Regions from separate parts of the Homo sapiens genome. Here region 2 is linked to region 1. A link is an interaction called in ENCODE POLR2A ChIA-PET data of the cell type or tissue named here. Cell type or tissue: MCF 10A. All regions are shown on one strand. Links, peaks and the distances in the headings refer to the core of each region. The heading gives the core; the rest is flanking DNA.

Region 1 (15,982 bases), core at 7,067-11,066:
CATTCAATATATAATTATAATTCAGAGGTCTCAGGCAAGTTCAAATATTGAGAAGAAGATACAAGGGAATATAATTTGCCCTGATTTAATATTAAAGTCGTTTGATATTTTAAGCTTGGTGGGAAGCTTATTTAAACCATCATTGCTTGCTGCTGATATGAAAGGCACGTGCCTCAGTGTGAGGCAGGATGAAGCTGGGAGCATCACGGAGCAACGCTGGAGTATCCAGCACTATACTGTACACTCACTTTATTTTTATCTTGTGAAATGTTTTGATGGAAGCATTTTGATATGGAGTTGAGTGTTGGAACACAGTATAAAGAACCTCTTCATATGCAAGAATTTTTCATTGTGCTTGACTTTGACAAGTGTGTGGTTTACCAAACGGTACATTTGTTTGGCTGCTTGACTGTTTTTAGGGGAAAGAGTTTTGAGATATCTGAGTCAGGTAAACCCTATCTCTGGCACTAATGTAGACACTTTTCACCCTCTTCAGTGTCCTTCCAATTCCTTCCTTTACATTCAGGGGAAATTTCCATTTAGTCTCTAATGTGTCCTGAATAGCCCTTCTTATAATATAGTAAAGATTACTTTTTTGCCACTGATAATACACCCAGTTATTAGGCTAGCAACAGGGGAAATTGAACCCTTATTGTCAATGTTTAAAACCAAATCCTAAATCTTTGAATTCCAGTGTCTTATACAACAACCAGACCAACCCAACTCTTTTCCTTGGAATGAATCTCTAATTTAAAGAATGAAGTCAATGAGAAAAATAGAATTCATCTCACAGACACAAAATTCCATCAAACATTGCTTGAAGCCTGTGTTTCTTTAAGTCAAAGGTATATATTTCACAATCTTGGAACAAAGGCAATCAAACACAACAGTGGAGAGCAAGCTTTAGCCAGTGACTAAGTCCATTGAGACAGAGAATATTTACTGACAAATGTCCTTCTTTTTATTTTCCTCCGAAGAGTTCTAGTTTTTGTTGCCTGGACAATGGCTGTGGTTCACTATTTCACTTTGTTTGGGTGGACAGAACCCTGGGGTGTGGGAAGCCAGACGTGTGATGTTTGGCTGCTCTTTCCATAGGTGCCGGCTACTTCATGCAGTTCAGCACCAGCTCGGGGTCCGCGGAAGAGGCAGCCCTACTGGAGTCTCGGATTCTTTACCCAAAGAGGAAGCAGCAGTGCCTGCAATTTTTCTATAAAATGACGGGAAGTCCTTCAGACAGACTCGTTGTCTGGGTCAGGAGGGATGACAGCACAGGCAATGTTCGCAAGTTGGTGAAGGTGCAGACTTTTCAAGGTACTTAGAGGCATTCACACGAGGAATGGATTGGGTTAAAATCCGGGATCCTGCTTCTTCTCCTCCTTCCCTCTTTCCTCCTACTCCTCCTTCTTCTCTCTCCTCCTCCTTTTCCTCCACCCACTTTCTTCTCTTCTCAGAGCCTATCATAATATATGGCATGTTTTAATTACTCTATGAATGTTTTAACCACTGAGAAATTAGAAGCAGTATCTTGGGCTTAGGTAGGGATGAAATATACTTTTGTAAGAAGCCAATCAGAATATACAAATCCAGTTTTCACTGGAAATTTAGAGAAAGCAAAGGCCAAGACTGAGAAAATGGATGGTTCAGGAGTGGAGATAAGAAGGTAAAAGACCTGTGCGAATTGATGCTGCGGGAGAGAGAGTAGTTAAATAGTTGACCAGCTCACGCCTGGAATCCCAGCACTTTGGGAGGCCGAGGCGGCCTTGTGGATCACAAGGTCAGGAGATTGAGATCATCCTGGCCAGCATGGTGAAACCCCGTCTCTACTAAAAATGCAAAAATTAGCTGGGCATGGTGGCGCGCGCGCATGTAGTCCCAGCTACTTGAGAGGTTGAGGCAGGAGAATTGCTGGAACCCGGGAGGCGGAGGTTGCAGTGAGCCAAGATTGCACCACTGCACTCCAGGCTGGTGACAGAGCAAGACTCCATCTAAAAAAAAAAAAAAAAAAAAAAAAAAAAAAAAAATTGACCAAAGTGTTTTGCATCTGTTTCAGAAAAACAAATGATACCATTATTTAATATGCTGAAGTAACTTGAAGCCTACTTGTGAAGTTGGTGGCAAATAAGTCATTGGTATATGTTAACTTCCTATAATCACTAACATGTTCCTAAGTGTCACTTTGTATATTTATATAAGAAGGTCAGCATGTAAATGATTATAGATGGAGAAATTTTTGTTGAAAAGTAAGAAAGCCTGTCTCCCTTTTCCTAGTTATGAATGAACCACCACCATAACAAAAGAAAGCAAATACTTTGTTTATAACCCTGGATCTTGATTTATGGCCAGATTATCCTAGCATCCAACTGCCTACCTTAGCATTTAATTTATCAATTGAAATGAGTCCAGGGAAAGGAATTATTTTTTATATATCTGCTGCTCTTGAAGAAGAAACCTTCCTTAGAGGTCACTTGTAAGAACAGGTGCCCAAATCGCCTATATCCAAGCCACTCTGTGGGCTGCCTGGGAACTCTACAAATCACAGTTTTGAGGGGTTCACTTTTCTGGTTGAAATTTATTATAGTTTATATGATAAAAGGATGACAGCTAGATACTCTTTAAGAGTTGAGGATGTGTTATGTTACCAAGGATTGTAAATATTTAATGAGAAAATGAGTTAGAGTTTCAATAATATTGATGGGACCTATTATCACTCACTTTCATCTAAAGCTAAAAGCGTTACTTCTAAGCATAAAATCAATCAAGCAAACATCCTATGCTTAATTTAGTTTCTTACACTGCTGTGCTTTGTGTTTCATTGAATTCAGAGTATGCCTGTGTACGTTCCCTGGGAACACTGTATGAAAGGTTTTTTTAAGTAGTCTGTTCTGATACTGGTTTGTCAATGAAACTTTTCAAAAAGGTTAGTTGAATATCACTTAGTGTTGTTTATGTGATATTCAACTTAAGACAGTCGCAACCAATTTGAATAGCTTTTAAGTTTTGCAAAATGTATATTTTGACCAAAACACTTACACACAAAATGTCTCCATATGCATATCTGTATATAATATATGTTACATACATAATGCTTATATACAAACTTACATGAAAAATGTTGGCATACAACTATGTGTATGTACACACACATGCACACACACACGTTTTTACTGAGGCCAGGACTTCCTTATAGAAGACAATTCTGAACTAACAGGGATTAAATTTGTCTCAAACAATCGTAGTAGCATTATTGCCTGACTGATTTAGGGCAGCCCTGTGGAAGCATGTAAACGAAACCATCTTAATAATTTCATAGATGAATTTCTGCCTATGTGGTATAGCCTCTTGGGTCTCCTTCCCAGTGCCAGATTCCCCCATCTCAACCTCATTTTGACATCCTATATTAAGAAAAAACAAAGCAGGTACTAATCAGCAAGAACAGAATCCTATTCTCTTGACAGAATTCCCATGATCTATAACCTGCTGGATAAATAGTTCAAATCCTATATCTCTGTTCCTATTCCTAGACTTTCTGGCACCTATTACCCTTCAAGTCCATGTGTCTTCCACTAGGCTGCCATGCTCTCCGCAGGAGAGGGCAGCTGCCTAGATTTGTATGTTACAGAGGTGGTCGTGTGCCTTCTCTACCTCTCTCCTGTGTTCCCATGTAACCTACCTCTCTCCTGTGTTCCCATGTAACCTAACCACACAGGCCATAATCAGCTCCACCCTAAGAAACAGAACATTGTTAGACCTGTCCCTTGAAGTTGTACTTAGAGAGAATGGCCTGAAAACACAAGGGAGATTAAAGGTCTTTTCCTTTTCAGGGAAAGTATAGTTCTATAAGTAGATATCTGGTTAAAAGACACAGAAGAAGGAAAAAAGACACTCATCTGTAGGAACTCAGTTTAGCCAACATGACTTCCACTTGGAAGCATTTTTCCTCTCCTCTTCAAGCCCAACTCTAGGGAATACCCTGTGCAAAAATATCAGTGTAGGCACATCTCTTTGCGGAATTGAGTTGCTTTGCTTTCGCAGTTTCCTCTCTCCAGTACCCCCAAGCTCCTGTCTGGCTTCTTATACTGTTCAACCCAGGATCCTATGTTCTAGAACGGCCTTCTCACCATCTTTCCTCAGCTCTTAATTCGAAAGTCCCACTTCTAGTTCATGCTCAGAGAAAAAGCAAGTAGACCTAATCTTTATTAGAACGTGCATTTCCAGACAATAGTACTCTATTTGGCTTACTTTGCTCCCCTACATGGTGGACTTTCAGATAATATAAGGAAGAGAAAAAAGTCTAGATGTTGGAGAGGGAGTCAGTTTTAGGTAGGGAAGATCCAGTCAGTCCTACAGGTTATTATCTGCTCTTCAGCATTCCTTATAGCTCTCTGGCAACAAGTGACAGGTCGGACCATATGGAGTTACTATTTTTTTTACTTTTGGCTTAGAAAATGGCTATTTTATATGATTCAGCCTAACACTTGGGTTTTCTTTGCTAACCTTAGGGGTTACAGTTGAACCAGCCAACTCAGGAGGAAATCCAGAACCTGGATTCTTATAGTGGAAAACAAATTCACGGTTAAGATTTGAATGTGAATTTTAAAATAAATCATAGTATTTTAAAAAACAATTTTTCCTTATTAGGTATGTAACTTTGGAAAAGTTACTTAACCAGTTTATAACAGTACCTATTTTATAGGGCTGTTGTGAGGATTTAATGAGATAATTTATGGAAAGCACATGGCACTGTGCCAAACTCATAATAAGTACTCATTAAGTGTTGGTCACAGTTCTCACCAGCCTTGTTCTCTGTCCTCAGGAGATGATGACCACAATTGGAAAATTGCCCATGTGGTGCTCAAAGAGGAACAGAAGTTTCGCTACCTTTTCCAGGGCACAAAAGGCGACCCTCAGAACTCAACTGGGGGAATTTACCTAGATGACATCACTCTGACAGAAACCCCCTGCCCCACAGGGGTCTGGACAGTCCGGAATTTCTCCCAAGTCCTTGAGAACACCAGCAAAGGGGACAAGCTTCAGAGCCCTCGATTCTACAATTCGGAGGGATATGGTTTTGGGGTAACTTTATACCCAAATAGCAGAGAAAGCTCTGGTTACTTGAGACTTGCTTTTCATGTGTGCAGTGGGGAGAACGATGCTATCCTGGAGTGGCCGGTAGAAAACAGACAGGTGATAATTACCATCCTTGACCAGGAGCCTGATGTCCGGAACAGGATGTCCTCAAGCATGGTGTTCACTACCTCGAAGTCGCACACATCTCCAGGTGGGTGGTGTCAGCGCAAATAAGAACTGCCCCTTGAACCAGAGAGGCCCACAGATGTGATTCTGTGGTGCAAGAAAGAGTAACGTTCTCCTCACATTGTCTGTTTGGGAATACCAATAACATAGTCTTGTTGGAGTTTCAAGTCAAGATTTTCAATGCCATCACATCCTCCTTCCCTTTCCTAAATTCACTCATCAAACATCTATTGAGGGCTTACCATGTGCCAAAGTCGGTGCTAGGTACTTAGAATACAAGTGAATCAGGTGATCCCTGCCTCACTGAGCTCGTTGTGATTGAGGAAATAGATACTGCTAATCATTTATCAAATACTTGGAACTTGCTGGGCTCTGTGCAGAGCTAATGTACTTACTCCTAAAATAGTACTCAATGTTACTATGTTCATGAAGTAAACTTACATCAGTAAAGAAATGGGCAAACTATTTTTTTTTTTTTTTTGAGATGGAGTCTCCCTCTGTCGCCCAGGCTGCAATGTAATGGCGCATTCTCGGCTCACTGCAACCTCCACCTCCCAGGTTCAAACAATTCTTCTGTCTCAGACTCCCGAGTAGAGATGGGGTTTCACCGTGTTGCCCAGGCTGGTCTTGAACTCCTGAGCTCAGGCAATCCACCCGCTTTGGCCTCCCAAAGTGCTAGGATTACAGGCGTGAGCCACCACGCCTGGCACTAATTTTTTTTTTTTTCAAAAGAGAAGACTTAAGCCTTAGAAGAAAGAAGCCGTAGCTGTCCCTCTCTTTTCATTAAGAAAGTCGCTCAGTAGCAGACAACTGATCACTCAGAGCTGTGATTCTCTGCCTCTCCCATCTTTCAATTCTGAATTGCAATTCTCCTGGAAATAGTAAATAGCCTAATTTTTTTCCAACACTTTTTTTATTTTTATATTTATTTATTTATTTATTTATTTATTTATTTATTTATTTATTTATTTCTGATTCACAAAGCCCTGTATCCTCATTAAAGACAAACTGGAAAGTGAAGTCTAAAGAGGTAATGTGATTTTATGTTACCTACAACTTTGCAGCGATAAATGACACTGTCATCTGGGACAGGCCGTCCAGGGTGGGAACCTATCATACGGACTGTAATTGTTTTAGAAGCATCGACTTGGGCTGGAGTGGTTTCATTTCCCACCAAATGCTGAAAAGGAGGAGTTTCCTGAAAAATGATGACCTCATCATATTTGTGGACTTTGAAGGTACTTTTGTTGGTCTTCCTGAGTAAATAATCCTATGCTCTTGGCACTCTACTGATTTTATCCTGATTTTTAAAGCACACACGGAGGGTGGGGATGAGGTTAAAACAATGTGTTGTAGGAGAATCACATTTTATTCAATTGGTCAAGGACTCACATCTTTATTTTAATTGTCCTTGAAAGAAACTGAAATTTTAGTGTCATCTTTTTGATAATTTTATCAGAGGTAACCGTTCACTGATTTCAATTTAGTTTCCATCAGCCTATCCATGCTAATTTTATGCTTCATTTTGCAAATTCAATAAATAAAAATGTGACTGGATTACTTTAAAATAAAAGTAGCTAATACTGTGGGAATCAGCTGGATTCAAAGCCACTTTTCCATGTCACTAGGGGTGATGGGAGATAGAAGCAGGCTGGGGAACTTTCACCAGAAGTGGGAGTTAATTGTAGTCAGTTACTAATCCTGGATCTTCCTCATGACTCTCTATTTCCTGAAGATATCACCCACCTCAGCCAGACTGAAGTTCCCACTAAAGGCAAAAGACTGAGCCCCCAAGGCCTCATTCTCCAAGGCCAGGAGCAGCAGGTCTCCGAAGAAGGTTCGGGAAAGGCCATGTTAGAGGAAGCCCTACCTGTCAGCCTGAGCCAGGGGCAGCCCAGCCGACAGAAGCGGTCGGTGGAGAACACAGGCCCCCTGGAGGACCATAACTGGCCACAGTACTTCAGAGACCCATGTGACCCAAACCCTTGCCAAAATGACGGCATCTGTGTGAACGTGAAGGGGATGGCGAGCTGCAGGTAGGCTCTGTGGCTGGGGAGACAGGCAGGCCAGCAGACCTGGGCCGTGTGCATGCTTGCTCCTGGTAAAGGCTGCTGTTTGCAGAGTAGGGCGAAGACTACCTCAGATGGTCAACTGAATGCGGTTTTCTTTGACTCTACAAAGGTGTGCCCTGGATTCATGGGCTTATGCTGCCAGGACAGAGGCTTCCCAGGTCACCTTGTCTCTTGACTTTCACCCCTTTTCCCCTCTTCTGGGGTATTGTCAACAGCATCTTGGATGTTGTTGGAATTTCTAACTCTAACAACACCCAAGATGGCTTCTAGCCTAGGGACTTTCTACTCCATGAGGGTGGGTCTCAAGACCAAGCTTAAATCTTTGCTGACTACAGATGTTATTAGTTCCTAATTATTATTAGTTCTATAGTCTGTCATTTACACTGTACTATTATTACAGTTATATTTTCAATAATAGTAGTAAGAACACCTGATATTTCTGACCCCTTGTTATGCATCATGTAGTCTCCTGAGCATCTTACACGCATGATCTAAATTCATTCTCACTGCCACCTGTGACATAAGGGCTCTCCTTATCCCCGTTTAGTGTGTCAAGAAGTTGAAGCTTAGAAAGATTAAGTAATTTATCTAAAATGTACCCAGATGGAAAATGCTGAAGCTGGGACTTGCATCTAGGTCTGTCTGGCAGCACAGTTTGCTATATTTTATAGTTCTTTTTATAATGTTTGCTTGCATAAAACCCTAAAAACTGTTTCACAAAAGGAGGTATGTGATGACAGAAGCAACAGTTCCATTTGAACAGTAGCAGATGTAGAAGCTATTCTGCCTGCCTCAAAAATTTACATTTCTTCTGAGTTCTTTTTAGTCTCCTTTTTTTTCTCTTTTTGTAGCTTTTATTTTGAAATAATTTTAGACTTACAGATACAATGCAAAAATACTACAGAGGTTTTCTCTATACCATTCACCCAGCTTTCCCTAATGTTAGCATATTACACAAACCATAGTACAATTAGCATAGCCAAGAAATGAACATTGGTACAATGCTAGTAAATAAATTACAGGCCTTATTCAGCTCTTCCCAGTTTTCCCACTAATGTTCTTTTTCTATTTCAGGATCCAATTCTGGATCTCACATTACATTTAGCTTTTATGTCTCCTGTCTCCTAATCCCCTCCAATTTGGGACAATTCCTCAGTTCTTTCTTGTCCTTCATTACCTTGACACTTTCGAAGATTACTGGTCAGGGATTTTTTTTTTTTTTTTGGTTCATCTTGTTCTTACATGATTAGATTGAAGTTTCACATTTGTGGCAAGATTAGTAAAGATGTGCTATGCCTTCTCGCTGCAGCGTGTGAACAGGTACATGATGCCTATACATGTCATTACTGGTGATGTCAACCTTCATTATCTGGCCAACAGCATGTCCACCAGGCCTCTCCACTGAAGAGTTACCATTTCTCCCTCTGTAATTAATACGTATATTGGGAGAGATATTCCAAGACCATGGAGACATTCTGCTTTTCCTCAAATCCTCACACACTAATTTCAGCATCTGTTGACACATCCTGCTGCAATACTCACCACTGAGATCTTCTAATGTTGATTTCCTATATCCTTCACATTCATTAATTATAATCTCCTGTAAAGAAGAATGGCACCTTCACCCCGTTAATTTGTTTATGTGATTGTTTATTCACATCACGAAGGAATCATAAACATTAATTTTATTCAGTGGGCTCTGTTGCAATAATTTCATGATTTATTTTGTTGCTTCTATTGTCCCAGCTTTGGCCTTTGGGAGCTCTTCCAGGTTGGCTCCTGTGCTCTTTCAACATCAGATTTTATGAACACAATGTTACTTTCTGGCACCATAACATGCTCTAGGCTCATCTTTAATTTTTCCTGCCCCACCCATAGAATCAATCACTCTTCCAAGAAGCCCTCTGGTTCCTTTTACTGGGGAAGGCCCATCTGTTTCTGGGCTCCAAAGCCATAGGTCTGCATATCTTTGCCTGACAGGCCCTTAGATGCCAGATTCCATTATGTGTCCCCAACAGGCTTCATCCTTCCCAGGCTAAGGGAGGCCAGGGCTGCCACTTGTATGTCAGCCTCCACTCAGCCAAACTATTGCTCTCCTAGAAACCTGCAGCTGAGAGTTGGCAGAATAAGTTTTTCTAAGGTAACACTAGGGGATATCACTAAGTTGTGTTTGGAGAGGACTGGGTCAGAAAAAAATGAAATAAACTTGCTATTACTCACTGATTTCTAAGAAGTCAATTCTCAGGATAGAGATGAGGCCTTGGAAGGTAAAATCATTCAGGATTAGTAAAAGAAAATGCTGACTTCTTATTTTTTTTTTTTTTGAGACAGTTTTTGCTCTTGTCACCCAGGCTGGAGTGCAATGGCACGATTTCAGCTCACTGCAACTTCCACCCCCCGGGTTCAAGCAATTCTACTGCCTCAGCCTCCCGAGTAGCTGGGATTACAGGTGCCCACCACCATGTCTGGCTATTTTTTTTTTTTTTTTGGTATTTTTAGTAGAGATGAGACCATCTTGGCCAGGCTGATCTCAAACTCCTGACCTCAGGTGATCCACCCGGCCTCCCAAAGTGCTGGTATTACAGGCGTATGCCACCATGCCCAACCAGAAAATGCTGACTTCTAATTGTTTCACTCTGCTCTGTAGAATTCTGCTGAGTAGACCTTCTAGTAGGAATGTTTGAAACAAAGGCTGGAATTGTTACAAAGGTATGGATGAGACACTACAAGTTATATGCCTTGGTTATGAGATTAGTTGATCTTTATACCAGATAACATTAAGAAACAAAACTAAGGGCTGGCCATTATGTGCTTACTCTGTGTTAAATACCTTGATAAGTACAGTGTCCTCATTATCTCATGTGAACTTCAGGGCAACCTCGTGAGATAGTGACAGTACACTAACCTTATAGTAACATTTTATTTGATATTATTTAGAAGTTTTTAAGTTACCACTGATGCTCTAAGTCGGTCTATATCTGGGGAATTTCCTTTGTAGCTTATATTCTCAGCCAGTGTCAGGCAATGTATTCCTTTAAGTGTCTCAGGCCTTCCTCCTGAGTCCTTGGTGGCTGAGAGTCCTGGATCTGGAGGCATACCTCTTGAGATTAGATTTCAAGTGTGAAACACTTACTAACAATGTGACCTTGAGCAAATTATTTAACCTTCCTGTAAGATGAAGATGATGAGAATGGCCAAGTAATAGCCTCCACCTCAAAGGGTTGTTGCAGGGTTAAATTAGTTGGTCCATATACAGCTCTTGAAATGGGACCAGGCACCACGTGGACCTGCTCAGTGAGCGTTTGCCATTTTTATTGCTGTGGAGATGAGTGTTGCTAGGAGGCACCTGAGGCCTGGGTAGTTCCCACACTCCCTTCATGTCCTTTTCCCTCAGGTGCATCTCTGGACATGCTTTCTTCTACACGGGGGAGCGCTGTCAGGCCGTGCAGGTGCACGGCAGTGTCCTGGGCATGGTGATCGGAGGCACGGCTGGCGTGATCTTCTTGACCTTCTCCATCATCGCCATCCTTTCCCAAAGGCCAAGGAAGTGACCTGCCTGCTGGCATTGGCCAGACCACAGCAGCACCTCCTCCATGCAGGCCTTAACTTTCCCATGGTCAATGCAGTTTTTATCAGCCTTGCTTTGGATAGGACCTCCAAGGACTAAGGCCTCCAGCCCCATGTGTGACCCTTGTCATCTCTCTGCCCCACATAATTCTGTTACTTTGCTATGTGCTCCTAATGTATCTAGTGTGTCCTGTGACAACACTCATCACACTTCATTGTAAATCACTTGTTTTATTGACTGTCTTTCCTATAGACTGTAAGCTCCATGAGGGCAGGCACATGTTGTTCTCATTGACCGTGCTGGCCCCAGTGCCTAGATGCATGGCTGGCACATTGTTGGCACTCAACAATGGTTGAATGAATAAAACAATAAATGAATGAATAACTAAGATATAGAAACTCTCATTTATATTGCAGATTGAATATATATGATGAAATTCTTATGTTGAATATGTTAGAATCAAATACTCATTTTTCATTAGATACAGTAGTGTCATCACTCTTTTAAGATCTTGTTAAAGATTTCAAATAAAGGTACTTCTGGGCAGCCAGGCTGCACAGCATTTGCTTTCCTCTGAGATTCTAAGAGAAGGCCTTTAATAAATTTAATAAATATTGAGTTAGCACCTTCTTTGTATCTGGTATTGTATATAAGTGTGGGTGTGCATGTGTGTGTTGAAGGGTAGGGGTGTTCAAAAGCTCTTTCCCAGATCTTTTAAGTTTAATAGCATATTTTATAGCTATTTATGTACAACATTATCATATTAACAAACTGAAGGTATCAGAGAACTTTAAAGAAGTATTTTTAGATATGCTTTCTTTCCATAGTTCCTAAGGAGATAAACTCTAGCTGGGGCAAGGAAGTTCCAAGATAGAGCAAGTGAAAAAAAAAAAAAAGCTAAAGTTTCTATACCCAATCAGCAATAAGTCAGCTCAGGAAGTTTAATAAATGAAAAGATTTTAAGGATTCTGAGTGGTCCTTTAAGTCATAAGGTTTCCTAAGTAGAGACTTTATGACAATTTTGTAGAGTTAAAATGCACTGGAAACAAAATGAGAGATTAACAAGAGTTTCTTTAATGCAAAGTTATGGGAACAATTTGTAGCGAGTGAAAACAGCACCCCTGAGGGCAATAACTCTCAAACTTCAGGTGCATCTGTATCCCAGGGAGGACTGATTAAAACAGATTACAAGGCCCTACACCCAGAGTTTCTGGGTCAGTAGATCTAGGGTGGGATCTAAGAATGTGCATTCTTAAATGTGCCAGAATCTAACAAGATATAAGAATGTGCCAGAATCTAGTAGGTTTCCAGGCCATGCTGCTACTGCTACTGACTCCCCCACAACCTCCACCTCACAGACACCTTGAGAACCACTGCTCTAGTGGATAGAAAACAGGTCTGGAAGCCAAGCATCCTGGCTGCAGGCTTGGATTGCCCATCCAGCTAGCTGGGTAAATTTTAGTAAGAAATCATTTAAGCTCTTGATCTTAGTTTACTAACTTGTCAAATGGAAATAATAGCTGACTATCTCCTTCCACATGACTTTACCACTTACAGAGTAGCAGAGTAATACAATGGGATAATGAATATGAACCTATCTTAGAGTTTAATATGTATGAAAATATTACTATTCAATGTTCAGACTAGATAGGAAGCTATCCTGTCACCAGCCCAGTTGTATTATCTCCAAAGACCAGATTGGAAATGGATTTCAGCTTTGTTTCTCGCTGTGCTTCACAGTCCTGCAAACCCTCCACTAACCTCAGAGTTAGGCCTAAAGAAAGCCATGCCCTTAACACTCTGCTCAATATCTGACCTCAGAAGTGAACTCTAGGCTTTGTTGCTGCTGCTGCTGTTATTGTCCTTTTGTTTTATTAAAAGGAGCATGCTGTGGTCTGTCACACATGGAAAGGCCCCAAGCCCAAACCAATGACAACATTTCTTAAATACATGAGTTTCTCTCTGGAGGAAGCAGAAGCTAAAATTTCAAAGATAACCTAGTATTTTCATCTAGTACTCCAAATTAAAACTGCTAGGTCAAAATAATGATAAGGAGGTACCAGAATGAGGGTAAAGCATTTTGATATTTATTTCTCTCTAGATTCTCAACCAGCACCATGCCTACTATCTATGTTTATCACTTTTGATGATTAATGGAAACCTCTGTTGATTGATTAATGGAAACCTCTGTTGATTGATTAATGGTCTGGCTCACTGTAAATCTGACATGTTATTCAGCTTTTCTTTGAGCCCAAACCCTCAATAATTCCAGGAGGACTAGCAGATACTTTATTCTTTTAAGATGTTGGGATGGTGATGGCAGAGGGCATGTAGGGTGGGGAGTAGGTAGAAATTAAGCATTTCATAATCTCTAGGCAGTGTGGAATTCAGGATTTAGATGAGCAACATGAAAAATGTGGGAAATCCTCCCTGAATCTGAGTGTCTGACTTCTTTAATCTTACATAGTGGGAATAAGTCATAGTGGCTTGAAAATTTGAGAATGTCTCATGCTTCCCCCACCATATCCTCGATACATCCCCATCTGCATCCTTTCCTTCTGTGAACTGACCTGAGCCAATCTGGCCATTCACAAATGTCAGGTTCTTTCAGTAATATCTGGAGCCTCTGATAATTAGAAGTGGATGGGAACTCTAACCCCCTCTCTGATGATGTTGAAATGAATCAAGATTTAAACTAAATTCTGCTACACCTTCATATTTGTTAACCATTGTTGCGGGAAGTCAGGGACCTCGAATGGAGGGACCAGCTGGAGCCGCAGCAGAAGAACATAAATTGTGAATATTTCATGGACATTTATCAGTTCCCAAAATTAATACTATTATAATTTCTTATGCCCGTCTTTACTGCAATCTCTGAACATAAATTGTGAAGATTTCATGGATGTTTATCACTTCCCTAATAATACTCTTATAATTTCTTATGTCTGTCTTTACTTTAATTTCTTAATCCCATTATCTTTGTCAGCTGAGAATGTACATCACCTCAGGACCATTATTGTACAAATAGATTGTAAAACATGTGTGTTTGAACAATAAGAAAATCAGTGCACCTTGAAAAAGAACAGAATAACAGCGATTTTCAGGGAAAAAAGGAAGGTAACCATAAGGTCTGACTGCCTGTGGGGTCGGGCAGAATAGAGCCATATTTTAATTCTTGCAGAGAGCGTATAAATGGACATGCAAATAGGAGAGATATCGCTGAATTCTTTTCCCAGCAAGGAATACCTTGGGGGAAGGAATGCATTCCTGGGGGGAGGTCTATAAACGGCTGCTCTGGGAGTGTCTGTCTTATGCAGTTGAGATAAGGACTGAAATATGCCCTGGTCTCCTGCAGTACCCTCAGGCTTACTAGGATTGGGAAATTCCAGCCTGATAAATTTTGGTCAGACTGGTTCTCTGCTCTCAAACCCTGTTTTCTGTTAAGATGTTTATCAAGATAATACGTGCACAGTGGGACATAGACCCTCATCAGTAATTCTAATTTTGCCTTTGCCTTGTGATTTTTATTGCCCTTTGAAGCATGTGATCTTTGTGACCTGCTCCTTGTTTGTATACCCCCTCCCCTTTTAAAATCCCTAATAAAAACTTGCTGGTTTTGCAGCTTAGGGGACATAACGGACCTACTGATATGTGATGTTACCCCCAGAGGCCCAGCTGTAAAATTCCTCTTTGTACTCTTTCTCTTTATTTCTCAGACCAGCCAACACTTAGGGAAAATAGAACCTACGTTGAAATATTGGGGTCTAGTTCCCCTGATAAACCATCAAGCCCACAAATAGCCATCCAACCTGTTTTGTAGGTGTAGGGAAGTCTCTGCTCTGTCCTTTTAAGTGCTCCACCTCCAAGCCTCTTGGATTAAAGGTTCATTCTAGACACATACAGTCAAATAATCTGAAGGCCAAGATCTGTCAACTCTACCTTAGGGTTTCTGAACCTCAGCCCTGGTAATATTTTGAGGTGGGTATTCTTTTCTGTGAGGGCTGTTCTCTGCATTGTGATATGTTTAGTGGCATCCCTGGCCTCTACTTACTGGATGCTCATAGCACACTTCTTCAGTAGTGACAACCCCAAATCTCTAGGACATTGACAAATGTCCCCCTGAGGGGCAAAATCATTACTTATCAGGAATCACTGCTCTAGTTGGATCAGCCAATGAAACCTTGTATTAAGTGAGGGAAAACTAGGACCAAACAGAGTTCTAGTCTAAGGTTCTACCCCAAAAGTTAGTTCACTGGGCCTGCCAGAGTATTGTACCTATAGCTGTCTTGATAATTGTATTTAACCAATGCAAAAATTATTTTAAGCATCCTTTATACTAATAACAAACCCTCTGGTGTAGCTTGCTATAGAAATATTTAAAGTTTTGCAACAGATATTTTTCCAGTAGAGACTTTTGATAGGATCTTTCAAATACTAACTAACTGCTATTGGAGTGTGTGTTCCTTTTCAGAATACTTTGCATACTATTTAACCTCCCCCAGGGTGTGGATTTAGTCCCCCTGCAGGCTGTATACAGTGTATTTCCTATATGGAGGCATTCACAAGCAAATTACAGATGGATCTCACACCTTCCCTTCTTGAGCTCTGCCTTTCTCATGAATTATATCATCTGTTTTATGGCTTGATTAAATTTTAGAGATTCTGAAGTCCACCTCTTGTATTTGGGTAAACTGAGGCAATTCTGGAGAGGCTAAGTGCCTTAGGCAGGTCACAGAGCCACTTAATAGCAGAATCTATTATTCTTGTTTGACTACAGAAAACCTTAATAAGATTAGAGGTTTGGAAGGTGCTATAAAATGTAGGCTAATCTATATGGAACACTATGTAAAGTTCTTTTTTACTTGGTTTTCTTTATTAGGTATATCAGTTTTATGGATAATTAGTCACCTACTCAAATTTCTATATGCTTATAAATATGGTTAAAACATCTTTCTTATGTCAGTTTTAATATAAATATGTTTTTCAAAAGTCTCTAAGCAAAGAAAAGTTTGAAAAGATTTATAGTTATCCTGTAGCTGTGAGTGTCATTTAGCAAACTCTTGATAACTCTAATGAATGGGGGATGGGA
Region 2 (15,982 bases), core at 7,776-11,775, 89 kb after region 1:
ATAGTAAGCTCATCCACTTCCATAGTTTTAATTGTCAGTTTATGTGAGAATTCCCAGAACTGTATTTCCAGCCTCTGACCTTTATGGCATATTGCCTCTTTTCTTGTCCCCAAAGATATCTCTTTCCTCTGCATGCCTATTTCCTCTCTTTGCTACATATTAGGCATGGCTTTTCAACTATACTCTTTCCACTTGAGTGTAAATTCAGATCATCGAAAACTGAACTTGTCTCCTGTCCCACTGCTCTCTCCTAACCCATCCCTTCCCAGATGTGCCAACTGCTGGCTTCATTGTTTCCTAGGCTCACAGCTTCACAGGTGTCCTTGGACACAAGAAGTGGTGCAGGAGCAGAAGCAGCAATTCGACCGGGTACTAAGTCCTGTTACCTGCTGCTGATGTGCTCAGAGCCCCTCATCGGTTTGGATATTGTCATCTCACCACACTTTTTTGGACATTGGGCCACTACATTGGTTGGGACATTATCATCTTACATCTAGATGGTCTCAATAATCTCCTGAATGGGCCCCTCGCTCCTTTCTTCCCTGACCAATAATCCAACACAACAGCAGGGAATTTATTTGCCCAGAGCACTATTCTTCCTAAATTGTGGCTAGATCATATTTAAATACTTTAAATGTTTGCAAATGCCCAGAGAATATTTAAGCCAATTCACCAGGCAAGCATGATCACCACGACCTAATGTAAAATGAGCTCTGTCAATTTTTCTCCCATAACACTTGAGTATAGAGCAAACTGACCCACTCCCAGCTTTTATTGTACCTTCTTTTGTCATAAATATTAAGAGACAATATTAGTGGAATGCATTGCTACCTTGCAGCTTCTTCTCGCGCTATTCTTGGTAACTGAAATGCTCTATTTCTCCTTTCTGAGCTTTACTCATTATTTCAGGTCTTGCTTATTCATTTGGTAACAACAATTACTATAATTTATCAAGCACTTGCTGTGTGTCAGACACTTGCCATATGGCAAGCATTAGGTTAAGCACTATACATGCACTAGACTCATTTAATCTTTATAATCCTGTTTATGAGAAGTATCATCATCTTCATTTTACAGATGAAGAAACTGAGCCTTGGCTAAACAAACACACTTGGCAAGTGGCCAAGTTTGTCTCCAAAGTCTGAACTCTGACCTTTATGGCATATTGTCTCTTATTTTGTCTTCCCCAGAGATATATCTTTCCACTGCATGAACCGCATTTCTCTCCTCAGCTACTCATCTGGTCCTGCCATGTGGATCACTTTTCAGCACTGTGTGTTTTTCAGGCATAGCACGGTAATTAGGCATATGGACTCTGAAGTCAGACTGCCTGAGATGGAATCTTAACGTGCCTCTATTTGCTAGCTTTTTGTCTCAAGTGATTTACTTAACTTTTCTGGATCCCCCATCTATAAAATGGGGATTATGATTTTATTTGAGGCATAGGATTATTGGAACAACTAAATGGGTTAACAATCATGTTTATAAAACACTGAGTATGGTCCCTGGCACATAGCAAATACTCGATAAATATTGTTTGTTATTTCTCCTAATGCTATCCCTCCCCTAACCCTCACCCGCCCCCCACAGGCCCCTGTGTGTGATGCTCCCCACCCTGTGTCCATGTGTTCTCATTGTTCAACTCCCACTTATGAGTGAGAACATGCAGTGTTTGGTTTTCTCTTAGAAATACCTAATGTAAATGAGGAATTGATGGGCACAGCAAACAAACATGGCACATGTATACCTATGTAACAAACCTGCACCTTGTGCACATGTACCCCAGAACTTCAAGTATAATAATTAAAACAAATTCAATCAAAAAAATTGTTTGTTATTAAAATTCTCAATGCCTGTAACTTGCTTTCCACTAAGAGTCTGAGCTGATTAAGAGAAAGGTTCTTTGCCTTTGCAATTCCACAGCACTTAGCAAGTCACTCCAGAGTAGGTGATTCTACTAGGCTGTAATTTTAAAGATTTCACGTTGGCGATTACCTTTTAGGAAGCCGGGAAGATTCCAGTTATTTTAACCATCATGACCAGAGTCACACCATGTGATTTGAAATGTTGAGCTGGTAAGTAACTTGTGAATCATGGTGTGCCCTTAGCTAATATGTATATTTAACTCAACCATCCTTATTAGAGCACCTACTCTGTGCAGAAACTCGTAGGTCCTGGGGAAACTGAGATAAATACTGAACAGGCCCGGTAGTCCTCTCTATCAAGGAGACAAACATTGCACTGACGAGAGATACTAACTTGAACTATATCAAGAAATGTCAGTGGGGAAAAGGCTGTAGGGAAACGTTATAATTAAAAAACATCCATGACTTATCATCTATTCATATTTAGTTCAACCCAGAAAGTGGCAGCTCATGCAAAGGATAATCAGTATTTCTTTTTTTCCCCTTTCTCTTGGGATTGGGACACAACATGGCAAAGTGACCTTGAATAAAAAGTATGATCTGATAGTCATCTGGCATTAGAAGAGCACATCCTGTTTATCTAGAACATTTAATCTGCCTTTGTAAAATCTGCAAGTCTTAGGGAGCCAACATATCTACAGTGAAGTCAGTGGGGTTGTTCCAATTAAAACTGGAAAGTCAATGCCATTGTTGGAGGTGTCGGAAATCTCCTCTTCATTCTGATGTGCAGATGTGTCTGTTCCTCCGAAAGACAGCAGCAGCCAGAATTCTAATGATCTGCACTGCTGCTGACACTTTTGGTCCTAATTTCTTGGCTTCATAAACAGCCATTGCTTCTGCTTCTCAGTTTAGCCACTGTATCTTACACAGCCAAGACTCAGTGAATCTCAACCCCAGCTGCATTATAGAATCACTTTGGAGATTAAAAACAACAAACAAACAAAAAATCTAACCATGCCCTGGCCCCATCCTCAGAGATAGTGATTCAGTTTCTCTGGCAAAGTGTCTAGACATTGTTTTCTCTTTGTTAAGTTCCTAGGGTGACGCCGATGGACAGCAGGTGATAGAACTTGCTAATATCTGGACAAAGCAATAGTTTAGTCTAACTTTAGATTCCCAGCAAACATCTACCATGTGGCTACAAAGCTGACAGAATCCAGCCAATCGCATCAATTCTCTATTCCACATGACTTTTATCCTCATAGTACTGACATAAAAAAAATGGGGCTGCAAAGACAGTAATCTGAGTTTCTTCTCATCTCAGTCCTCCAAAAAAATTCATTGTGCCATTGAGGCAAATAAATTAACCTCTGAACTTCCTGTTTTTGTATTCCATTAGATGAGAATAAGTTACCTGCTTTACCTGTGACATGGTGAAAGAAGAGGCATAAAAGTCTTTTGATAACTAAAAAGTTGCATATAAATACAAGAGATTGAATGCATAATATTTAGGAGGAGACAGATTAGCCTCATTAACGTGAGGAGGTGGGACCCCATGGGATATTTTTAACTGCTCCAAAATGCCCCCAAGTACCCCATAGCGCAGTAAGTGAGGTTACTATATCATAGTCAATAAACCCACACTCAGTAAGTGAGGCAGTGTTAGTCTACAGGGCCTCAGTGGAGGTCTCTCATGTGGCTAACACTGTGCACTTGGAAGAAATGATTCATCGGAGTAGCCAGAGATCTGGAGAAGGGACAAAGGCAGGCAAATTTTACAGAACGTCCAAAATCAGCAAGGCCTAGTGGCTCTATAGTTTGGGGTGGAGAAACCCTGTAAAGAACAAGAAAATATGAAATAGCTATTGAAAGTGTTCGTATTATTCTTGGGTTTGATACTGCTTATTTATACCTTTTTCCCAAAGGCTCTCTCCATAAGCTGTATTAACTTGTTCATAGTGATGTTTTCCTTATTTGCTTGTCTCTTAACATTGTTGGTGGGGAGGGGAAGGCCACCTTTTTACAGAAGACTAAAAGAGATGGAAAATGAACCGATCTGTTAAATGCATTTATTATCCACTGAATAAAAGGGCAATCTCTCCTGTCTTCACTCTACGTTCTCTGGGCCACTTTATCTATCAATCTAGCTATTATCTATCTAGTTAATTTCCTGTTATTTTATCTTCTCCCCTTTCATTTCTAGAATAAGAAACTTCTGATGCCCTTCAAGGGAAAAGCCCAAACCACTAATTGGCAAATCTAGAATTTAATCCTTAGGAGGTTGTTACTAATATTATTAATTGTCAAAGCCAAAACCAACACAAAATAGTAATGGTAAAAATGAGTAAAACTCTTTATACTTTTCTAAGAGTTAAAAGAGCTATTCATGTTTCCCATGTATCATTTTATCTTTCACTGAGAGGAAGGAGTTTAGGATAAATCACAAGAACTTGACAATGAGAATTTATTGTACTCCTGTGCCCCGGCTTGTCCTATAGAGCTCAGAAGAACAGAAAATAAAGCCTTTAACTGGTAACACAGAAAACAATTGATAGAATAATATTTGGGGGGGGGGAAGAGAGTGTATATTGGGGGTGCAATTGAAAACTGTTAACAGAAAGCTGGCTGCGATGGCTGACACCCGTAATTCCAGCATTTTGGGAGGCCGAGGCAGGTGGATCACCTGAGGTCAGGAGTTCGAGACCAACCTGGCTAACATGGTGAAACCCCATCTCTACTAAAAATACAAAAATTAGCAGGGTGTGGTGGCGGGTGCCTGTAATCCCAGCTGCTTGGGAGGTTGAGGCAGGAGGATCGTTTGAACCCGGGAGGCAGAGGTTGTAGTGAACCAAGATCGTGCCACTGCACTCCAACCTGGGCGACAGAGCAAGACTCCATCTCAAAAAAATAAAAATAAAAATAAAATCTATTTAGAGATATTCTTTTACGATAAGAATATAGTCAAGTATTATCTGTGTAATTCAAAAATAACCTACATTGAAAAACCAACTACGTTAGCCCTTTATGAAAGAAAAAATGCTGTAGTGAAGTGGCATGACCTGGCTTTCTGAAATATGAGAAAACATGGTTTAAGCAAACCGCACATCATAGAGTTGCTCCTTTCAAAACAAGTCGGCCTGGCCCTGAAGCCCCAGCACTTTTACTGACCTCCTTCCTAATGCTGACTACAAACTCCTTTCCCCTCAGTCCTGTGTGGGAGGCTGCAGCCTACATTTTACATTTCTAAGGTCATCCCTTGTCCTTTGGAAGGACTCTCCCGAAGCTGAGCGAATAGCCAGGGCTCCCTCCTCCTGCTACTGGGATGCAGCCTCTTCCTTCCTCAGCCTGACCACAGCAATGGCCGACTGGCCCTGAAATGCTCTTGGCAAGAGCAGCAGCTCAGTAGCTCATGAATGCACTGGTTTTTATAGTATTTTCTGGTTTAAGGACGAGAGAACTTGTTTGAAAAAAAAAAAGTCTGTTATTAAGAAAATCCTAAAGGATCCCAGCTAGTTGCTTGATACGCCATCTCCTTTAATATAGTCTCATTAACTGGACCAACAGTATGCACAATGCTCTTGACTGGACATACTTAACTTTCCCAACATACATATCACACCTACGCAAAAGAAAAGCAGGCAAAGAGGATCGTAAGTGGAAGATGTCTTAAGAGAAGTGACTTAGGAGCCCCTGAGGTCTTGCTACAAAGGGAGACAGAATGACAGACCGCAGTAGGAGAAATGTCTGTTACCTGTCCAGCACTGTGGTCCCCCGGCTGGCTCCCGCTCTGATCAGATGCCTAAAAGCTTCCCAGTTTCCACTATGGGGCCATTTGTCCTGGGCCTCCTGGGCAGGGGCTCTCACGCCCAGTGGAGGGAGAACCAAGCAAGACTCATTTCGCGTTTTCAGGCAGGACTGGCAGCACCGCTCCCACGCTCAGCCTCCCCCAGCTATGATCCTCCCAGTCTCACAGAGTCATCCCTGAGAGCCGCGCTGCTGTTTTAAAAACAAAAAGTGATTTCCTGGTCCTCTTCCCCGGATGGCGTGTGCGATTTCCCTCACGCCCATGGGAAGTCCTTCAGATCCTTCTTATCTGGAAACCTCTCCACCAAGTGGACAGACTTGTTTGGCCAATGCCCCTAGTTCTCACTTTTCTTTCTCCAAAGAAAAAAATCAGAAAAGCAAAACCAGAGCAAACCAAACATAGGTTAGAGCTAATGAGAAGTACAGGATGTCTGGTTTCAACTTTTAAAAGATGACCACTAAATTAGATTGTAACTTCAGAGAGGAAGGAAAATTAAGACTATCGATGAATTCTTTGTCTTTAGCAGTGCCAAGAAAGCAGAGAAAAAAAGAATCCGCAGAAGAGAAGAGACCTAGAGAAGTTGCTTAGTCCTCCCCCGCGGGAGGGCTGTACCTCAAAAATGCCATATTGGAGGGACGTCCAGTTCTCCTAGGTTTCCAGGGAAACTCTGTGAGTATTTGTGTATCAAACTATAAATTTAGTGGTACTTAAAATACCGCTCAATAGCATGGATATTTAAAGATAAGGAGATATATGGTAAAGGCCTGGTTGGCAGGCTGCATCCAGGTTGCTGGGTTTAAAGATGAATTATAGTCAGCTCATTTTTGAACTGGAAGTGACCTCACTGATCCTCATTTTACAAAAGAGGAAACTGAGGCCCAAGGAGAACCCTTCCCAAGGTCAGAACACGGATGGGGAATGCTGTTTGACTCTCTACTCTGGAGCTCTGCCCACAGAAAGTTTGATGAATGAGGCCTGGCTTGGAATCGGCATTGGAAATAAGTGCTTCGGGTGAGTCCCATGCAGGTAGTCCCAAGAGTATCTTCAGGGAATTCCTCATAGTGTCAAAGAAAGGACTCTGGAGTCAGACTGTAGGAACTGATGCTTTAGTCCCACCAATTATATGTGGCCGGGTACACATTACTTGACCCTATTGAGATTCAGTGTTGTTTTGTTTTTAGACGGAGTCTCGCTCTGTCTCCCAGGCTAGAGTCCAGTGGCGCGATCTTGGCTCACTGCAACCTCTGCCTCCTGGGTTCAAGCGATTCTCCTGCCTCAGCTTTCCCAGTAGCTGGGACTGTAGGTGCCTACCAGCACATCTGGCTAATTTTTGTATTTTTAATAGAGACAGGGTCTCTCCATGTTGGCCAGGCTGGTCTCAAACTCCTGACCTCAGGTAATCCCCAGCCTCGGCCTCCCAAAGTGCTGGGATTACAGGCGTGAGCCACTGCTCCTGGCCCTGAGATTCAGTTTTATTGTGTGTGAAAGTGGGATAATAATAGTACTGAGTTTATAGACTCTGCTGAAACTGAAGAGGAAGAGTTTAGTAACTGTTTGTTGTTCTCTGGAGCCCTGGGCTCCAATGCCTCCAAGTTCATCCTCTCTCCCCTCCAGCTGCCTTCCCTTCTTGTCATGCTATCAGCCTGTAGCAAGTCAGCAACCACCAGCAGGACTTAGGCTTGAGACCAGAGTATTTGGGCAAGAAGAGGATGAACTCCAAAATGTTATTATTCCACTTCTAGATAATGATTCTCAACTGTAGTCTACACGTTAGATTGGATACACCCTAACTTAAAAAGAGCCTGCTGAGGGATGCAGTTCCTGGGCAAATGCTGCCTTTTTTCCTGCTCGTATTTTGGTTGTTGGGTGCAGCAGGCTGTCTAACATGGAATGGGCGTTGTCAAAGTGGCTGTCCCTTTCCTTCCCTGAGGAGCAATTCTTCTCGCCCACAGTTCCCTGCTTGTTGTTAGGAACACTATGTGCTTGCTGCACACACATTACAATGAAAACAAAAGCAAATAAAAAATGCAACCACCATATGGCCTCAGCGGCAACCCAGAATGAACTGTGGATGGAGAGACCCTGCCCTGTCGTAGCTACGGCTGGAATTGACTGTCACAGCAGCCGTTTTCTTGAATTCTAAAACGTTGGTGTTGGTGGCTGAACCCAAATTTCTTGAACCCAACTGCAAACGTAGAGAGAATAATTTACCAGTCATGTTATCACTTTGTTAATATGAAATGTCTCTCATGGCTGTAAGGTACAGTCTCATTAGAGACAAAGCTCCTACTTTCTCAGGAAGAAATTTCAGCACCAAATAAATACATATTTTCCAGCATGTTCCCAGCTGTTTCACTTCTGCCCTTCTTTCACTCTGCCCTTCTCCTTTCTTCACACAGGTAACGTTTAGTCTCTTTTTAAGTTCCAGGTGTTATTTCTTCCAAGGACCCTCCTATTTCTCCCAGCCTGAGCCAAGTATTTCTTCTCCCTGATCCCACACTGCCAGATGCATGTCTTTTTGAAGTTACCACACTGCATTCAAACAATCCATCTAATGCATTGACTGTAAGCACCTTGAAGGCAGGCACTAGTCTTATTTATGTTATGCCCAGCTCGTATTACAGTGCTGGTATATAATGGGTTATCAATAAAAGCAAGCAAAATTAAACTCTGCATTTCATTTTCCATTGCTGGTTCTTCCTCTTAACGTAAGAGTGTCTCATAGCTCAGTCTTTGAAACCCTTCTCTGTTGACACTTATTTCCCAGGTGATCTCTACTAGTTTTGGCTTAAATCTTTGTGCTGATGACTTCCAAATGTCTATCTCTATCATAGACCTCTCACCTGAATTCCTGACCCACGTATTCAACTGCTTACTTGATATCTCCTTTCAGTTGTTCAATAGGCCCTCAAACAGAACATGTCCCAAACTAAACTCCTGATCATCCCTCCCAAACTAGCTATACCATCAGTCTCTCCCATATTAGCAAAGGGCATCTCCATCCTTCCAGTTACCCAGATCAAAACCCTAAGAGTTATCCTTGAGTCCTACCTTGCACACTTTACATTTAATTTGTCATCAAATCTTGTTAGCTCTATTTTCAAAATATATGCATAGTCTGGCACTTCTTCCCCTTCTGCTGCTATCATTCTCATCCAAGCCATCACTATCTCTTGACTGGATAATCACCAGTGTCTTATCTGTCTCTGTGCATCTCCTCTTGTCACTTATAGTCTGTTCTGAAGACTGCAGTTAAAATGGTCCTTATAAAATACAAGTTATATAAAGTCCACACGTGCTCAACTCATCTCCCGTAGTCAGAGCACAGGTCTTTTCAACAGCCAGTGAGACCTTCATGATCTGCACCACCTTCTCTCCCCATCATTCATGTTGCTCCAGGCACACTGGCCTCCTTGCAGACCAGGCAGTCTTGCATTTCAGGGTCTTCACACTTGCTGTTCTCTCTGCCTGCCAGGGATGCTCTTTGCACAGATTTCCTCAAGACTCACTCCATCACCTCATTCTCACTTTTGCCCTAACATTGCTTTCTTAGTGAGGCCTTCATTGACAGCCATATCTTACATTTCATCACTCCACATCCCCCCTACTTGCTTTAGTTTTCCATATCATCTCTGGTACACTATAATACACTTTTAAATTTTGCTGGAGTCTCCACCTTGCATCCCTGGACTAGAAGGTAAGCTCCTAAGTCGAGTGCAGTGGCTCATGCCTGTAATCCCAGCACTTTGGGAGGCCAAGACAGGTGGATTACTTGAGGTCAGGAGTTCGAAACCAGCTGGCCAACATGGCGAAACCCTGTCTCTACTAAAAAATACAAAAATTAGCAGGGCGTGTTGGCAGGTGCCTGTAATCCCAGCTACTCAGGAGGCTGAGGAAGGAGAATTGCTTGAACCTGAGAGGCAGAGGTTGCTGTGAGCCAAGATTGCGCCATTGCATTCCAGCCTGAGTGACAACAGCAAAACTCTGTTGCCTGCTTAACTGACTCATTGCAGAGGAATATTTGAAAGTGTAACACACAAGCAAAATTATTAACGCCACAGCCCTGGCCAGCATAGCTAAAGTACATAATAGTTCAACTTGTGAAATTCTCCTACCTTCATATCTTGGCAGGGTAAGCCCTGCTTTTTTTTATTTTCTTTTATTTTTTAAGCCATAACCAGACGTTGGTAACCCTTTTGACCCAAGGTCAGCTCTCTTTTGGTATTTCTATATTGAGGCCAAGAAAATTCTCCTTTGGCACTGATCTGTCCTTATACAAGGAAGGAACTGGCAAATAATCGGGCAGTTTCATAGTATACAAATGGTCTTATTCTTATCTTGGGTGTGTATATTTTGGCAGAGCCTCCACTAATGGAATTGGTCATATCTGTGCTTAGCTGCAGCCACTCAGATTTTGTTTGCACTTACTGCTACTGCACCCATTCCACCAATAGACAGTGTTATTACACCTTCTTTGTGTATGCTTCTCTCAGACATTGATGTTGTTTTGCCCTGGAAGATTGCAAAGCTTCCATTTTTTGAGCCAACTGGACACAGTTGACAGCTCCCTTCCAGCACTTGTTATGACTCCAGTGATGCCCCAGCTTCTGCCAGAAATCCAAGTCACCCTCCAAGTAGGACCCTTTTCTGGATTCTACTCTTAGCACTACCCCCTCTGCCATCTCCTAGAAGAGGGAGAGACAGCATCTCGGGTGAGGGGGGGGGCAGTGCAGATTTGAGGTATGGTTCGTTGAGGTGTCATCCACACTTCTTTCTTGACCCTTATTGATCTATCCTCGGGGAGCGCTGACCACCAATGGCCTGTGAGCCGTCCACAGCCTTCACATTCCACTTTCAGCTCTTAGAGATGACATGCTGTCTATGTAGCAGGAAGTCACTTCTGATGCCCATGGTATGAAATACGTCACCCACATGCCTCAGCTGTGATGCACATAATTTCAGAATCATCGACTTGTCATTGACTCTTCCTCCCTCAGTCCCCTCCAACCCAGTCCCATGGAGAAGAGCAGGTATTTGAGGACATGGCATTCCTTCTTGTCTTGGCCTAGGAGGGAATCTATTTAGAAGGAAGCTACACTTTTCCTCTCAATGTACACATGTCATTTTGTCCATGAACACTGGGCAGTCACTCCTGTTTTAACCTCTACTTCTTTACGTACATCCTGGGTGCGGGCACTCTCCAATGGCGGATACCATATACTGCAGTAACAGCGAGGCTGATCTGCAAACATCAGGCAGAATCCTGGTTTGGGACTGCAAAGCCCTGTCCTCACAATACCATCTCCCATCCAAATTCCATCATTCTATGCTATTTTCAGTGCTTCAACATTTCCTTTGACTCCCAAAAAAGTTTCCCTCATTTTTACCTCTGATTGTAGAGATAATTTCCTCAGAATTTATCAAGGCGATTAGTGAACAGTCATAATGCCAAAACCACTAGACAAATATGTACTGAAGAGTCATCCATGCCAGGAGAAAATCAGAATAAAAAAATGTTAGAGCAAAGGGCGGCGGGGGTGGGTGGAGGGGGGTGGGCAGAGCTAGTGATCATTTGTTCCAACTATTTAGTATTAAAGTTGAAAGGCTTAACCAAGGTCACAAGCAGCGTTAGTGTCAGAGCCAGACTTAGAATTCAGATCTTGTGTCTCTGCATCCCGTGCTGTTACCTTATGCTCTGGTGAACCCCCAGCCCCCACCAACACATGCATTCCCATCCCCAATTTTCTGGTAGGAGAAATAATGGTTGTAAGTAGAATAAGGACACATAGAGGTAAACTCCTGTTACACCTCTGTACTGACGAGAAGAATAAAAACTCTGTCAACATTTATCCTCTCTTTATTTATTAAATCCAGATAACACATCTGACGCAAGCCAGCAACAGAATTTCCTTGTTAACATCATTATCACAGAAGTAGACCAGCACCAGTTAGGCAGTCTCTTTTCCATCCACAACCCCCAAGTCCCACCCACTTACCTAGGTACCAGCTTTCATAGAGTACTCAGAACAGCATCATAATAGGCGATAAAGGCCTGAAACCTCCTTCTCAGACAACACCCACAAACAAAGCTTTGCCATCAACAAGTCAACAAGCAAGCTTTATTGCAGAAGTTTCTCCACGTTGTACTTCCCCAGGCTAGAATTAAGCTCACATCATGCCAAATAGCTGTATTGCCCTCTTGAGACAGACGCATAGGCTATGCTCTGGCTAAAATGCTTCAATTTGATTCTTACCTGACTCTAACCAGGGAAATACTGAAAAGTGGGGTGACAACCACAGGAACATTTGAGGGGACAGAATAACTGACCCAAGTCAGATTGGGTTCCAGACGAAGCATAACCCAAATGCCTGCTGTGAATCCTGGTCTATCAAAATTCTAGATAAAATTGCTTTTCTCCAGCTTGTGGAAGTTCAGAGCCCACCTCAGGGTGCCTGGGAATTCCTAAGGATGTTTATATTCTCCTGGCCTGGTCAACCCATAGAACTGCCACATTCCTAGTATGTTGTGTCTGTGTGGCTCTAGGTTGGTGCAAAAGAAAAACAGCCCCTTTTTTGAATTTCACCACACACCCAGTAAATGTGAACCTAAAGTTTGGGGGTAAAGGAGTGACTAAAGTCATATTTACAACCAGAAAAATAACCAAGTTGTGACTGGAAGGGTGGATGTTACTATTTTATTGGGATATTCTGACCACCTCTTCACTGAGCGCTCCATAGACTCCCACCTTCTCTAGTGCCAGCTTCCCACCATCTTGCTGACCTCTCTTCCCTTCTTCCCTGTAATCTCCACTCTTCTCTCATTGGCTCCTCTATCTATGGGGATAACAAACATATTCCACCCCTCACTTTATGCATGAGGCCCTCTACTCTCTTAGAGGTCTGAGTCTCAATTGCTTTCTAGGTGCCTATCACACTATTTTTCTAAAGACGGTTTCTTCCCAAGGAGGACTAAAATGCTCACCATCACTGGCCATCAGAGAAATGCAAATCAAAACCACAATGAGATACCATCTCACACCAGTTAGAATGGCAATCATTAAAAAGTCAGGAAACAACAGGTGCTGGAGAGGATGTGGAGAAATAGGAACACTTTTACACTGTTGCTGGGACTGTAAACTAGTTCAACCATTGTGGATGTCAGTGTGGCGATTCCTCAGGGATCTAGAACTAGAAATACCATTTGACCCAGCCATCCCATTACTGGGTATATACCCAAAGTATTATAAATCATGCTGCTATAAAGACACATGCACACGTAAGTTTATTGCGGCACTATTCACAATAGCAAAGACTTGGAACCAACCCAAATGTCCAACAATGATAGACTGGATTAAGAAAATGTGGCACATATACACCATGGAATACTATGCAGCCATAAAAAAGGATGAGTTCATGTCCTTTGTAGGGACATGGATGAAGCTGGAAACGGTCATTCTCAGCAAACTATCGCAAGGACAAAAAACCAAACACCTCATGTTCTCACTCATAGGTGAGAATTGAACAATGAGAACACATGGACACAGGAAGGGGAACATCACACACCGGGGACTGTTGTGGGGTCGGGGGAGAGGGGAGGGATAGCATTAGGAGATATACCTAATGCTAAATTACGAGTTAATGGGTGTAGCACACCAACATGACACATGTATACATACATAACAAACCTGCACGTTGTGCACATGTACCCTAAAACTTAAAGTATAATAATAATAAAATAAAAATAAAAATAAAAAAAAGAAAGTAAAAAGATGAAAAAAAAAAAAAGATATCCCTTTCTCTTACCCCTATATTGGGACAATTTCACAGGTACAGGTGGGGTAGTTATCCATATACCTAATGTCTAAGATGAAGTAGTGATTTCTGAGCAGAGAAAGAGGCAATATGAAACTTGTGTTAAACTTGTTTAACGATGTTTGGCTTTTCCTTATGATGTCTGGCTCATGACTTAGAGCAAGAAATGGCATTCTAAATAAATTAGCTCAATGTTTCCAGGGCCTATATTCTTCTTATTATTTTTATTTTGTTATTATTATTTATTATTGTTATTTTTTGAGATAGTGTTTCACTCTTGTTGCCCAGGCTGGACACAGCAGCACGATCTTGGGTCAGTGCAACCTCCACTTCCCGGGATCAAGCAATTCTCCTGTCTCAGCCTACCGAGTAGCTGGGATTACAGGCACTCACCACCATGCCCAGCTAATTTTTGTATTTTTAGTGGAGATGGGGTTTCACTATGTTGACCAGGCTGGTCTCGAACTCCTGACCTCAGGTGATCCACCCGCCTCAGCCTCCCAAAGTGCTGGGATTACAGGCGTGAGCCACCGCGCCCAGCCTCCAGGGCCTATATTCTTTCATGGAAGAATGTTAAGTGGTTCTTTTTAACATATTAGAATACAGTTTTTAATTAAAAGTGTAGCGAATGGCACCACAGTATGAAAAATAAGATGCCAGGTGACATCAGAAGTATAAACTGTCACTTCTGTAGCAGGATTTGGGAAGCAACGGGAAAACCTGTTTATCTGTACCTCATTCCTAAAATTACACTTTTGGAGACAAATTGCTTTAAGTGAAGAAACTGCCCCTACTCTGACTCAGGTATCTTTGAAATGTTTACATATTGTTCATTTCCATTTCCAGTGAGTTCCATATTAGTGTGAACTAATTTAAACCAGCAGTTAAAGATTTAACACGGATGACAGTAGAGATAACAGGAGGACAATGAGGGTAGAAAGAAGTGGGAAATGGTGTGGGGATGGTATTTCCGAGAGCAGTTATTTATGGGCTGGCATGCAGCTTGCATGTAAAAATCATTCTGCCAATTATCAGTGGAATTGCTGTAGCCACATAAACTGGCAATCCTATTATTTATGTTAGTTTTCTCACTCCTTGAAATGGCCATTTCACACCTTCTCTTCTCTCCTCAGTCTTAGCAGTATCCTTGCCTCATATTTCACTGGAAAACAGTCAATTAAATGAAACATTTGGCTGGGTGCGGCAGCTCACGCCTGTAATCCCAACAGTTTGGGAGGCTGAGGCAGGGGGATCCCTTGAGCCCAGGAGTTTGAAACCAGCCTGGGCAACATGGTAGGACCCCATCTCTACAAAACAATACAAAAATTAGCCAGACATGGTGGTGCACACCTGTAGTCCTAGCTACCAGGGAGGCTGAGGTGGGAGGATCACTTAAGCCTGGGAAGTCAAGGCTGCAGTGAGCTGTGATCACACCACTGCACCCCAGGCTGGGCAACAGAGGGAGACGCTGTTTGAAAAAAAATAATAAACATTCATCTTCCTACATAAAAACTTCTAATCTTCTTGCACCTGCACTACCCATTGTGGTCTTCTTTCCAGTTTGAGAGGATGATAGGCCTGCCCCTTCTTCCACTGGGCTCTGGGTGCTGTCCCCTCTTACTTCCTCAGCAACATCAGCACACAAACATAGAGTATCTCTTTGACATTACGTCTTTCTCTTTCCCCTCATTTACTGAAACATTTTTCTGTTGCCCTTCACAGCTCTTCACTAAAAAGCCAAATACCTAGATCTCATCTCCACCTCTTTAACCTTCTTCTCCAGCCTCAAAGTCAGTCAAATCAATCTTCCCTCCCTACTTCTGCATCACAGCAGCTCTCAGGGAGCTCCCTCAGTCTCCAGGTTGCCATAACCAATGGTCAATTAGCTGTTCTCATCTCCCTTGACCCTGTAGCACCATTTGACATAGTTGGCCACTTCTTCCTTCTTATAAACCACAAGACATATTCTTGTGTCTTCTATGACACTCTCCTCCTGCCCTGGCAGTCCCTCCTCTCGGTCTCCTTAAGTTGGTGTGCCTAAGGCTTGGCCCAGGGGCCCACTGTCCTCTTTCACCTGTGCTTTCTCCCAGGGTGACCTCATCTGGTGTCACACTTGAAAGAACCTTCATGAATGAAGGCAAAATAAAAATATTTTTGGGCATATGAAGACTGAGGGTTTGCATCTCACTGACTGTCACTAAAAGAATGACTAACATCTGTAATCCCAGCTACTCGGGAGGCTGAGGCAGAAGAATCGCTTGAACCTGGGAGGCAGAGGTTGCAGTGAGCTGAGATCTTGCCATTGCGCTCCAGCCTGGGTGACAAAGTAAGACTCCATCTCAAAAAATAAAAATAAAACAAAAAGACTAAAACAGAATCAATTTAATTTTTGCCATAAACCTCTTTGTACATTTGGTGAAGGCTATGCAAGCCTTCTTAGAATAATGTTTGTAAATGCACAAAACAGAATATATAAGATAACGAATGAAAATAATTATAT

The links. Peaks named below come from ENCODE experiments on the same cell type or tissue, not always from the same donor. Only the 100,000 strongest peaks of a DNase experiment are listed, where the experiment ranks them.
Region 2: POLR2A ChIA-PET joins it to region 1 with 6 read pairs; 2 of 35 experiments call an interaction of 5 or more read pairs at or near these places.

What each region holds. Positions count from the first base shown.
Region 1 is chr6:46,828,261-46,844,242 of GRCh38, forward strand. MEP1A (meprin A subunit alpha) reads left to right here. Exons shown (of 14, transcript NM_005588.3): 10 at 1,096-1,311; 11 at 4,814-5,278; 12 at 6,318-6,491; 13 at 6,989-7,289; 14 at 10,720-11,518. The coding sequence ends at 10,876. Among named protein-coding and RNA genes, the nearest start is that of MEP1A, 43 kb to the left of the region's middle. In MCF 10A, for the core only: no CTCF peak of the experiment used is centred there; no DNase peak of the experiment used is centred there.
Region 2 is chr6:46,916,097-46,932,078 of GRCh38, forward strand. It overlaps LOC105375080 (a long non-coding RNA gene), which reads left to right and starts at 5,983. Exons shown (of 3, transcript XR_001744147.2): 1 at 5,983-6,339. ADGRF5 (adhesion G protein-coupled receptor F5) reads right to left here and starts at 5,842. Exons shown (of 21, transcript NM_001098518.2): 1 at 5,617-5,842. RefSeq lists an enhancer at 10,280-11,479. In MCF 10A, for the core only: no CTCF peak of the experiment used is centred there; a DNase peak (open chromatin) is centred at 9,685.